Regions from separate parts of the Homo sapiens genome. Here region 2 is linked to region 1. The links are chromatin contacts, found by Hi-C or POLR2A ChIA-PET in ENCODE. All regions are on one chromosome and are shown on one strand. The core of a region is the stretch at or near the end of the contact, and the rest is flanking DNA. Distances in the headings are between cores, read along the strand shown.

Evidence for each region. A loop is a pair of places that touch in the nucleus more often than their neighbours do. ChIA-PET counts read pairs that join two places held with the same protein, here RNA polymerase II (POLR2A). Pooled maps may share reads with other maps.
Region 2: a loop to region 1 is called in a pooled map, with 5 times the contacts of the local background. The contact joins the promoter of MFAP1 here to the promoter of TP53BP1 in region 1. A Hi-C loop is called at or near these places in 8 of 50 pooled maps. POLR2A ChIA-PET finds 5 or more read pairs at or near these places in 3 of 52 experiments (H1, T-cell and WTC11).

What each region holds. Positions count from the first base shown.
Region 1 is chr15:43,490,644-43,495,536 of GRCh38, forward strand. It overlaps TP53BP1 (tumor protein p53 binding protein 1), which reads right to left and starts at 2,513. Exons shown (of 28, transcript NM_001141980.3): 1 at 2,394-2,513; 2 at 1,641-1,825; 3 at 1,359-1,452; 4 at 1,026-1,110. The coding sequence starts at 2,400. RefSeq lists enhancers at 1,539-2,247, 2,248-2,954, 4,451-4,893.
Region 2 is chr15:43,821,999-43,827,038 of GRCh38, forward strand. It overlaps MFAP1 (microfibril associated protein 1), which reads right to left and starts at 2,692. Exons shown (of 9, transcript NM_005926.3): 1 at 2,493-2,692. The coding sequence starts at 2,571. It overlaps WDR76 (WD repeat domain 76), which reads left to right and starts at 5,004. Exons shown (of 13, transcript NM_024908.4): 1 at 5,004-5,040. The coding sequence starts at 5,035. RefSeq lists enhancers at 2,496-2,755, 2,508-3,139 and a silencer at 4,973-5,032.

The sequences.
Region 1 (4,893 bases), core at 1,263-3,762:
TGGACCTTAGAAATATTGGGGCGGAAGACTGAGAAGCACTGATTAGTTAGAATGAAAGAGGAGGCATTAGAGTCATTAGGACCAGGTTCAAAGCCAGCTCTGCCACTTACTAGCAATGTACTCTAAAGCAAGTTATCTAATTTCTTTGTCCATCAATTTTCCCGTCTATACAATGGAAGTAATGTAATGTCTTCATCGTACAGCTGCTTTAAGAATAGGATTAAATAACATTATACTATATGCCAAACGTCCAATACAGGACCTAACACAGAGCATGAACTCAAAAAATGGGTATTATAAAGATATGCAAAAGACATGGTAACAATTGAATCTTGTTTAGGGTAAGAATTAAACATTCTAGATCTAAAACTGGTGGGGTACTTCAGTTGATAGATGGAAAACATGCCTAATAGTTCTGATAATACTCCTAAATTTTTTTTTTTTTTTTGCTGAGACGGAGTCTCACTCTGTCACTCAGGCTAGATAAAGTACACTGGTACAATCTCAGCTCACTGCAACCTCCGCCTCCCAGGTTCAAGCAACTCTCCTGCCTCAGCCTCCTGAATAGCTGGGATTACAGGCACGCACCACCAGGCCCAGCTAATTTTTCTGTTTTTAGTAGAGATGGGGTTTCACCATGTTGGCCAGGCTGGTCTCAAACTCCTGACCTCAAGTGATCCATCCGCCTCAGCCTCTCAAAGCGCTGGGATTACAGGCATGAGCCACCATGCCTGGCCCCTAAATACTTTTTAATAATTTTTTTCTACTAGGAGGAATGCTTATTTTGTTTCACATGCACAAGACAGATCATGATTTGAATAATGTAGGTATAAAAATTATTACCTTCACAAAACAGTTTCCAGCTATCAGTACTATTACAATACTATCTAATACAACCCTCAAGTCCCATTTCCTAATCCACAAGAAAGAGATTAATCCTTTTATCCTTGGGATGAGGCAACAGGTACAGATAAAAGAACAAATCTGATAATACATTTAAATAAACCCCTTCAAACACTGTATACCTGCTTGTCCTGTTTGGCTGAGGTAACTGCTCAATGACCTGACTGATGGAACCACATGTGTCCAAGTTAGAAGAATCCACAGGGTCTGAAAAAAATAACTGGATATTAGCATGAAAGACATTTACCAACAAACCTTAATACAAAATCAGGAATACAGACAATACCAATCTAATCAGTGACACTAGCACATCAACTTTTGAGTGACTACTACGCAGATACCACAGTAGGCTTCCTTACATACATTCGACACAACCACATAAAGTTTAAATCCACCCAGCACCAACAAGAGCACCCAAAAAATGCAAAGGGGACAGATAGCTTTAAACACCTCACCTGCAACCTTGTTTTCTTTCAAATGTTCATTGAACCCACTATTACCGTCTCCTCGTTCTTCTCCAGCTGTTTGTTCAGGATTGGACACAACATCCTAGAAAATACACATACAAAATATCCCCATTATATATGAAATAGTTCAAAATGAAACCTACTATTTGTGAACAATTTTTCCAATCAACTTTATTGAGAAGGTAATGATCTTCTAAATACTTATGTTTGCTGGTTTTCGGTTTAAAAAAAAAAATCTGCTCAATCTTCTTCAAACAAGGTATCACTCACCAACACAGGATTTTCTTTGTGCGTCTGGAGATTAGGAAGGTGTCGAGATAGCATACTGAAGTGAGAACCAGAATCATCCTCTAGAACCTGGCTTTCAGGCTGAGAATCTTCAATTATCAGGCAAGGAGTATCTTGCTGAGAGAAATCTGAATCCAACTGACTTCCAGTAGGGTCCATCTGCTCCCCTGGAATGGAATAACAAAAGATCAGTTCCGTGTAACCTACTAGCCTTGCTCACGCAGTCTAAACCTAAATAATGGGGCGGAAGTACAAGAGCTGGGAAACGGGACCACTTCAGGACTCCTCCAATTAGAATATTATATTTATAATTGCTGCAAGCACTTTCCTATCATGCCTACCAAGTCACCATTCCTCGTTATTTACAATAAGCCTGACTATCCCTCCCTATTTTTCATCACCTTCTCGTAGACACCCTTTCCCCTCCTTCCTAACCTCTTCTCTCCCCGCCCCTTTTTCCATCCCCCCCGCCACGTCCTTCTGGCGCCTCTACCTCCCCCCAAAAGAATGTTTTCTAAAATCTGTTCGCCAGAGGCCCCACAGCCTTTCAGCTTTCCTCACGACCACCAAGCCTTCTTAGCTAACGTTTCCCCACCCCCTCCTTAGGGCCCTCCAACCCCTTCCCCGTCACCGCCGCCATGCTTGCCACCCCGCCCCCTCCGGTCAGCCATCCCTTCAGACCCGAAATCCAGGCCTTCAGAGCCCACTGCACTCCCATTTCTCTCCAAACAGTACCAGGCATCCCGGCGGGAGGTCCCTCGCGCTCGAGCTAGAGGTCTCTGCACGCTCCCCAAGTCCCTCCAGATCGATCCCTAGGTCGCCGCTGTCGCCACCGCCGCCACCGGCCGCGAACTCCCCCTTTCCCGTCACGTCACACAATATCGGATCGTCCATTCGCTGCCGCCGCCCGCCACTCAAGAAATCCCGTGGATGATAGGTAGCTGCGGCAGAGTGCCCTGCCCCACGTAAGAAAAAGGAACACGGCGGCGCGTTTCCATGGCAGCATGGACGTTGCAGGCCCTCCCCTTTAGTAGAGCCGGAGAATGACGGTATCCTTGAACCGAAGGGACCTTGAGAGGGCGTGAAATACCTTCCCCTGCTTCCAGGACGATTGCATTTACCACTACTCAGACATTTCAGTACCTCTACCTGCTTTTTCTCGTTCACGCCCCTTAATCCCCGTCCCTCACCCTCTTTCCTGGAAAAGGAGAGAGTTTCCCAGCTTTCTCATAACAGGGCAAAGAAGAAGCGGCTTGAGGATGGCTAGGTACTTCAGAGCTGGTGAACCCAACAGAAGAGACTCTTTCTTCTTTGACACAGGGTTAACCTGTGTCAATCAGGATCCCTTTTGTGGGCCTCTACCCTGAATCCAAGGGCCTGACATTACATCTCTGCCAGGGCGTTTTTAGTATTTGTTTGTTTTTACATTGTATAAGGGCTCCAGTAAGCCATATTTCTTCCCATTGCCCTTTTCCGCCTAGGACGTATTTCAAGCTTCACACTTGTTTATCGTTGCCTTATCTTTTATGGGATTGCCTGCAGAGACTACAGCCCCAGACATATTTTGCACCTCCCATTGAGAGAATTGAGCACTGTCATTCTCAAACTCCATGGTAAAGAGAACAGCTGCCACCCCTTCTAACTAGATGACCTCAAAGATACTTCCAAACCCAGAGATTCTATTATCCTAATTATGGTGCCAGGGTCTTAAAGAGGGTGTGGCAGCTGTGACGAGTCTTAATGAACTAAGCCCCATGTGGCATATGTGTTTGTTTTGTTGTTGTTGTTGTTGAGGGGTGGGGGTATATTATTTAAGTGGCAGTTGGATCCAGGATAGAATTCTAGCCAGAGCAGCTGTCAATAGGGAAAGCACCTAGCACAGTGCCAAACATATACATAGTAGGCATTCAATATGAGGCAGTTTTCTCTTTCTACCCCAGGCTCAGATTTATTTCGGCACAGCCCAACCATGATTCTCCATTTCTGTAAATGCCCAATTCAGCACGTGATATAGGCAAAGCTGAAGTGGAGCTTCCTACCAGTCTTCTCACTGCTGCTATAAATTACAGTGATCCTATTTTCCAAACCAAATTCAAAGCATGTTGTCTGAATACACGTTACTTATGGGAACAAAAGGACTGACTCCTTGAAACTGTCCTGAAAAATCTAGAATCTATTACTGCTATAACTGGAATATAATTATGGTCGCCAGTATGTTTTATTAGTGGAGCTAAAATGAAATGGACCACACAGAGATGCATCTCACTTCTTAATCTTAAAATCATTTATAATTGACTCTTTTCATACTCCACTCCTAAAGCTGCAGAACACCAGTGACTAAACAAATCTAATACTTAAAGACCAGGTTAGAGCAATACTAACTACACTAGCTGGACAAAGTGAGTTCATCTGCTCTATTTGAGAGGGCACAACCAACCAGGTCCTGTTATGAGTAAATCATGACCTTGAGTCCCATAAAAATCCCCCAAAAGTTACCATTTTTTTGCTTTTCTTCTCCAGCCTGCTTCTGCTTCCTCCCCAAGTGAGGCACAAATAAACAGATCTGTTTGATTACTTGACAAGTGTGTTTGTCGAAACATAAAATGGCTGGGCGCAGTGGCTTACACCTGTAATCCCAGCACTTTGGGAGGCAGAGGCAGGTGGATTACTTGAGCCCAGGAATTTGAGACCAGCCTGGGCAACATGGCAAAAGCCCATCTCTAAAAAATATACGAAAAAAATTAGCTGGGTGTGGTGGCATGTGCCTGTAGTCCCAGCTACTCAGGAGGCTGAGGTGAGAGCATCTCCTGAACTAGGAGGCACAGGTTGCAATGAGCCAAGATTGCAACACTGTGCTCCAGCCTGGGCAAGAGAGTGAGACCCTGTCTGAAACAACAACAATAAAAACCTAAAAACCGCCAGGCGCAGTGGCTCACACCTGTAATCCCAGCACTTTGGGAGGACGAGGCGGGCGGATCATGAGGTCAGGAGATCGAGACCATCCTGGCTAAGATAGTGAAACCCCGCCTCTACTAAAAATACAAAAAATCAGCTGGGCATGGTGGTGGGCGCCTGTAGTCCCAGCTACTCAGGAGGCTGAGGCAGGAGAATTGCTTGAACCCTGGAGGCGTAGGTTACAGTGAGCCGAGATCGTGCCACTGCACTCCAGCGTGGGCAGCAGAGTGAGACTCCGTCACACACACACACACACACACACACACACACACACACAAAA
Region 2 (5,040 bases), core at 1,442-3,941, 330 kb after region 1:
TATAGATTTGGAATATATAAAAACAAAGCAAACAGAAAGTGGGTAACTGACAGAAACAGGTAATTCATGGAAAAGAAAATCTAGAGAGCTTATTAGACACATGAACAAGATGCCCAGCATCGGCCGGACGCAGTAGCTCTATGGTGAGCCGAGATGGAGCCATTGCACTCCAGCTTGGTCAACAAGAGTGAAACTCTTTCTCAAAAAAAAAAAAAAAAAAAGCCCAGCATCACTAGTAATCAGGGGAATGCAAATTAGAATAATGAGATACCATTTCACACCTGTTAGATTGGGCAAAAAATGTAAAAATCTGATACAACCAAGTGTGTAGATGATGAATATATGGGAAATAAAGCTCTTAGGTTCTCAAAGTTTGTTTTCTTTTTTTTCTTTGAGACAGAGTCTTGCTCTGTTGGCCAGGCTGGAGTGCAGTGGCATGATCTTGGCTCCATGAAACCTCCACCTGCCGGGTTCAAGTGATTCTCCTGCCTCAGCCTTCCAAACAGCTGGGATTACAGGCGTGCGCCATCACACCCGGCTAATTTTTGTATTTTTAGTAGAGACGGGGTTTCACCATGTTGGCCAGGCTGGTCTCAAACTCCTGACCTCAGGTGATCCACCCATCTCGGCCTCCCAAAGTGCTGGGATTACAGGCCTGAGGCATCACGCCCAGCCTTTGTTTTAACAGACAGGGTCTTGATCTGTTGCTTAGGTTGGAGTGTAATGGCACAATCATAGCTCATTGCATCTTTGAACTTTCGAGCATAAGTGATCCTCCTGCTTTGGCTTCCCCCAAGTAGCAGGAGCACATCACTACATCCCGCTAATTTTTAATTATTATTATTATTATTATTTTTGAGACGAAGTCTTGCTCTTGTCCCCCAGGCTGGAGTGCAATGGTGCGATCTCGGCTCACTGCAACCTCTGCCCCCTGAGTTCAAGTGATTCTCCTGCCTCAGCCTACCGAGTAGCTGGGATTACAGGCGCCTGCCACCACACCTGGCTAATTTTTGTATTTTTAGTAGAGACGGTTTCACCACGTTGGCCAGGTTGGTCTCGAACTCTTGACCTCAGGTGATCCACCAGCCTCAGCCTCCCAAAGTGCTGGGATTACAGGCGTGAGCCACCGCGCCGGGCCCTAATTTTTATTTTTGCAGAGATTGGCGGGGGTGGGGGGTGGTCTCGCTATGTTGCCCAAGCTGGTCTTGAACTCCTGGCCTCAAGCGATCCTCCTGCCTCAGCCTCCCGAAGTGCTGAGATTACAGGTGTAAGCCACTGTGCTCCACAAATTCTTATGTTCTTATAACTTACTTTGGGGAGCAATTGGCAACAGGTACTAAATAAAGCTAGTATTGGCTAGAGAATGACAATTGCAGAACTTTCTTTTTTTTTTTTTGAGAGAGTGTCTCACACTGTGGCCCAGGCTGGAGTGCAATGGTGCGATCTCTGCTCACTGCGACCTCCACCTCCCGGGTTCAAGCAATTCTCCTGCCTCAGATTCCCAAGTAGCTGGGATTACAGGTACCCACCACCATGCATGGCTAATTTTTTGTATTTTTAGTAGAGACGGGGTTTCGCCATGATCGCCAGGCTGTCTTGAACTCCTGACCTCAGGTGTTCAGCCCGCCTCAGCCTCCCAAAGTGCTGGGTTTATGGGCATAAGACACCGTGCCTGGCCGCAGCACTTTTTTGAACAAGGGGACAACCACCTGCCTCTCAGTAGGGAATAAAGTGTGGATTACAGTTTATTTTATACAATGGAATTCATAAGCTGTTAAGATGAATGAATTAGATGTATAGGGATCCAAAGATAATTCTCAAAAGCCATGTTGAGACTAGATACGGCGGCATCTACTCGGGAGGCTGAGGCAGGAGGACAGCCTGAGCCCCAGGAATTCGAGTCCAGCCTGGGCAGCATAAGCAGACTTCTATGGACAGCAAAAGAGGGACTGTATCCCGCACAATGCCCTGCCAACAGGCATTCTCTATCTATCTATCTAGTCTGATATTATATACATATTCTGATATATACTTAAGTTCCTAATTATTAGATTAATAATATACTTAAGTTCCTAAGTAATTACACTAATAATACATAAATTCTTGTAATTATATGTAATTAGTGATATTATATTCTAATCATAATATATATTAGACTAATACATATATTCTAGCATATATATATTAGACATATATATTCTGATATATACTTAAGTTCCTAATGTTTTTATATGTGTAATATATATTATATATATGTAACATTAGTCTAAGGAATTTGTGGAGGCTAACAGAAGAGAGGTGCTTGCTGAATACGAGAGCAGGCCACAGGAACAAGATCGGATGCAAGTGGGTGGGGGTGGAAAGATCGAAGAATCTGGCAGCCAGATCTCAAGAGCTGGCGGGGTTGGAGTGGTCTGTCCGGGAGAGGTCTGGAGGTTGCTGGGGCCGGAAGGGGTTAAAATTCGACTGGGAAGAGGGTGTTAGCACCGTACCTTTCTCATTGCGAACTGGGACGGCCCCAGCCGTAGACTGAATGGGCGGTTGCTTCATGAGAGCGCTTGGGACCGACATGTTGATGGCAGCGACGGTGATTCCCGAAACTTGACTAATTCCAAACAGTGAACACCAGCAACGTCAACGAAGAGAAGAAATTCCTTCCACCTGAGTCCGCGAACACAGCTGCGCGACTGATAGAGAAACTACTTACGGCTGAGCTAGATAAACCGGAAATACGTGACGAGAGGATTGTGGGATGGTGGACGACGTTTGGGCGCCCACAGCTAGGAAGTCGAGTCGGTTTCTGCGCATGCTCATTGGCTGCCCGCATGTCCTCTACGTCGCAGAATTTGGAAGCAGCTTTTGGCGGGAAATTTTGCTTCCTTTGGGCTTTGCTGTTAGGACTCTGCGGTGAGGAAGGTTCGAATGAAAGATTTTACGTGTTAGCTTGGTTTGAAGCCAAGAACGGTATAGTGAATAAGAAACTCAGGCGACAGTGAGTTACTGTTTGAATGGCTTGTTGAAAGCTCAGAAGAAGTAGAGTTTGATGGAATAAAAATCTTGCCAGTAGTATCCGATTAGCTTAGTTCATAAGGCCAGGGTGGGCTGTGGTGCGGTATTTGGTTTCACAGGGCAGGTGGTGCTGATTTAGGCCAGTGACCGAAAAAAAAAAAAAAAAAACTCCCGAGGTGCCTGGGACATTGCCCACCTGAAATCCCAAAACTCCACTTTTTTAGGCTTTCAGGTTTTTCCAGTTTCTGGAAACTACCTATTAAAATACATTCCTGGCTAGAAAATGTTTGTATTTAAATATCTAAGTAATTATTATTCTTTTGAGACTGTCTTTTTCTGTCACCCAGGCTGGAGTGCAGTGGCTCGATCTCAGCTCACTGCAGTCTCCACCTCCCGGGTTTAAGCAATTCTCGTGCCTCAGCCTTCTGATTAGCTGGGATTACAGGCGCCTGCCACCACTCCCTGCTGATTTTTGTATTTTTAGTAGAGACGAGGTTTCACCATGTTGGCCAGGCTTAAGTGATCCGCCCACTCCGGCCTCCCACAGTGCTGAGTGTTGGCGTGGGCCACCACTCCCGGCTAATTTTTGTATTTTTAGTAGAGGCAGGGTTTCGCCATGTTGCCCAGGCTGGTCTTGAACTCCTGACCTCAGATGATCCACCTACCTCGGCCTCCCCAAAGTGCTGGGATTACAGAGGTGAGCCACCGCACCCGGCCTATTTAAGAACTCTTTAAGGACTTACAGGATAATAACAGAAGCAGCTCCAATTTACAAGCTGAGTCGTGTTAAAAAATATATATAATATTGGCTAATTGGAAAGTCAGGACACATTTCACAGTAGAAAGGACTTTATAACTGCGGGGGAGACAAGGGACAGTAGGAACAAAGTCTTAAAGTCCAGAAACAGTATGTTTTATACAGGACACCATGAAAAGTTTGGTTTTATCAGTAATTTTTGAGTCATGAGGGGCCTTGAAGTTGCTATTAATATGATTAACCCAAATTACTTCACCTGTGTTCTACAATTGGGCCTTGAGTGGGAGAAGAAATGAAACTGGACAAATCTCAGGCAAGGAACAGTGTGGGACCCAACTAAGCAACCAAGGAAACAGTTTTGGGCTAGAAGGAACCTTAAAGAGAATAGCCAGAATCTTATTTTATTATTTATAGAAGAGGGTCTTGCTCTGTCGCTCAGGCTGGAGTTCCGCGCAATCACGGCTCACTGTGGCCTCATCCTTCTAGGTTCAAGCCATTTTCCCACCCCTGCCTTCTGAGTAGCTGGGACTACAGACGTACAACACCACGCTGGGCTAATTTTTGTATTTTTTATAGAGATGGGGTCTCACTATGTTGCCCAGGCTGGTTTGGAACTCCTGGGCCCAAGTGATCCACTCCTCTCGGCCTCTCAAAGTGTTGGGATTACAGGCGTTAGCCACCGCTCCCGGCCTGTTAGTGTTTTTCAAAGCGACATCCCAGTACCACCAGAATCAAAATCACCAGTCAAAGGTAAAAATGTCAGTTCAGCCCCAGGACATCCCTAAAGAATTTGAGTCTAGGGCTTTAAGACAGCATTTTTTTTTTTTTGAGACGGAGTCTCACTCTTGTTGCCCAGACTGGAGTGCAATGGCGCGATCTCAGCTCACTGCAACCTCTGCCCCCTGGGTTCAAGCAATTCTGCCTCAGCCTCCTGAGTAACTGGGATTACAGGCACGCGCCACCAAGCCCGGCTAATTTTTGTAATTTTAGTAGAGACGGGGTTTCGTCATGTTGGCCAGGCTGGTCTCAAACTCCTGACCTCAGGTGATCCGCCGCCTCAGCCTCCCAAAGTGCTTAGGATTACAGGCGGGAGCCACCGCGCCTGGCCAAGGCGGCCTTCTTAAGAAGCGCGCGTAAAACCCCAACTTCCTGCTCTGGCGCTGCGGCCGCTGGGGATCTGAGTGGGCTCCGCCCCGCCTCGGACCCGCCCCTCCCGGCCTCCCGCCGCAATCTTGGCGGGAAGGCGCCGGCCGCTAAGAAGCCGAAAGATGTCC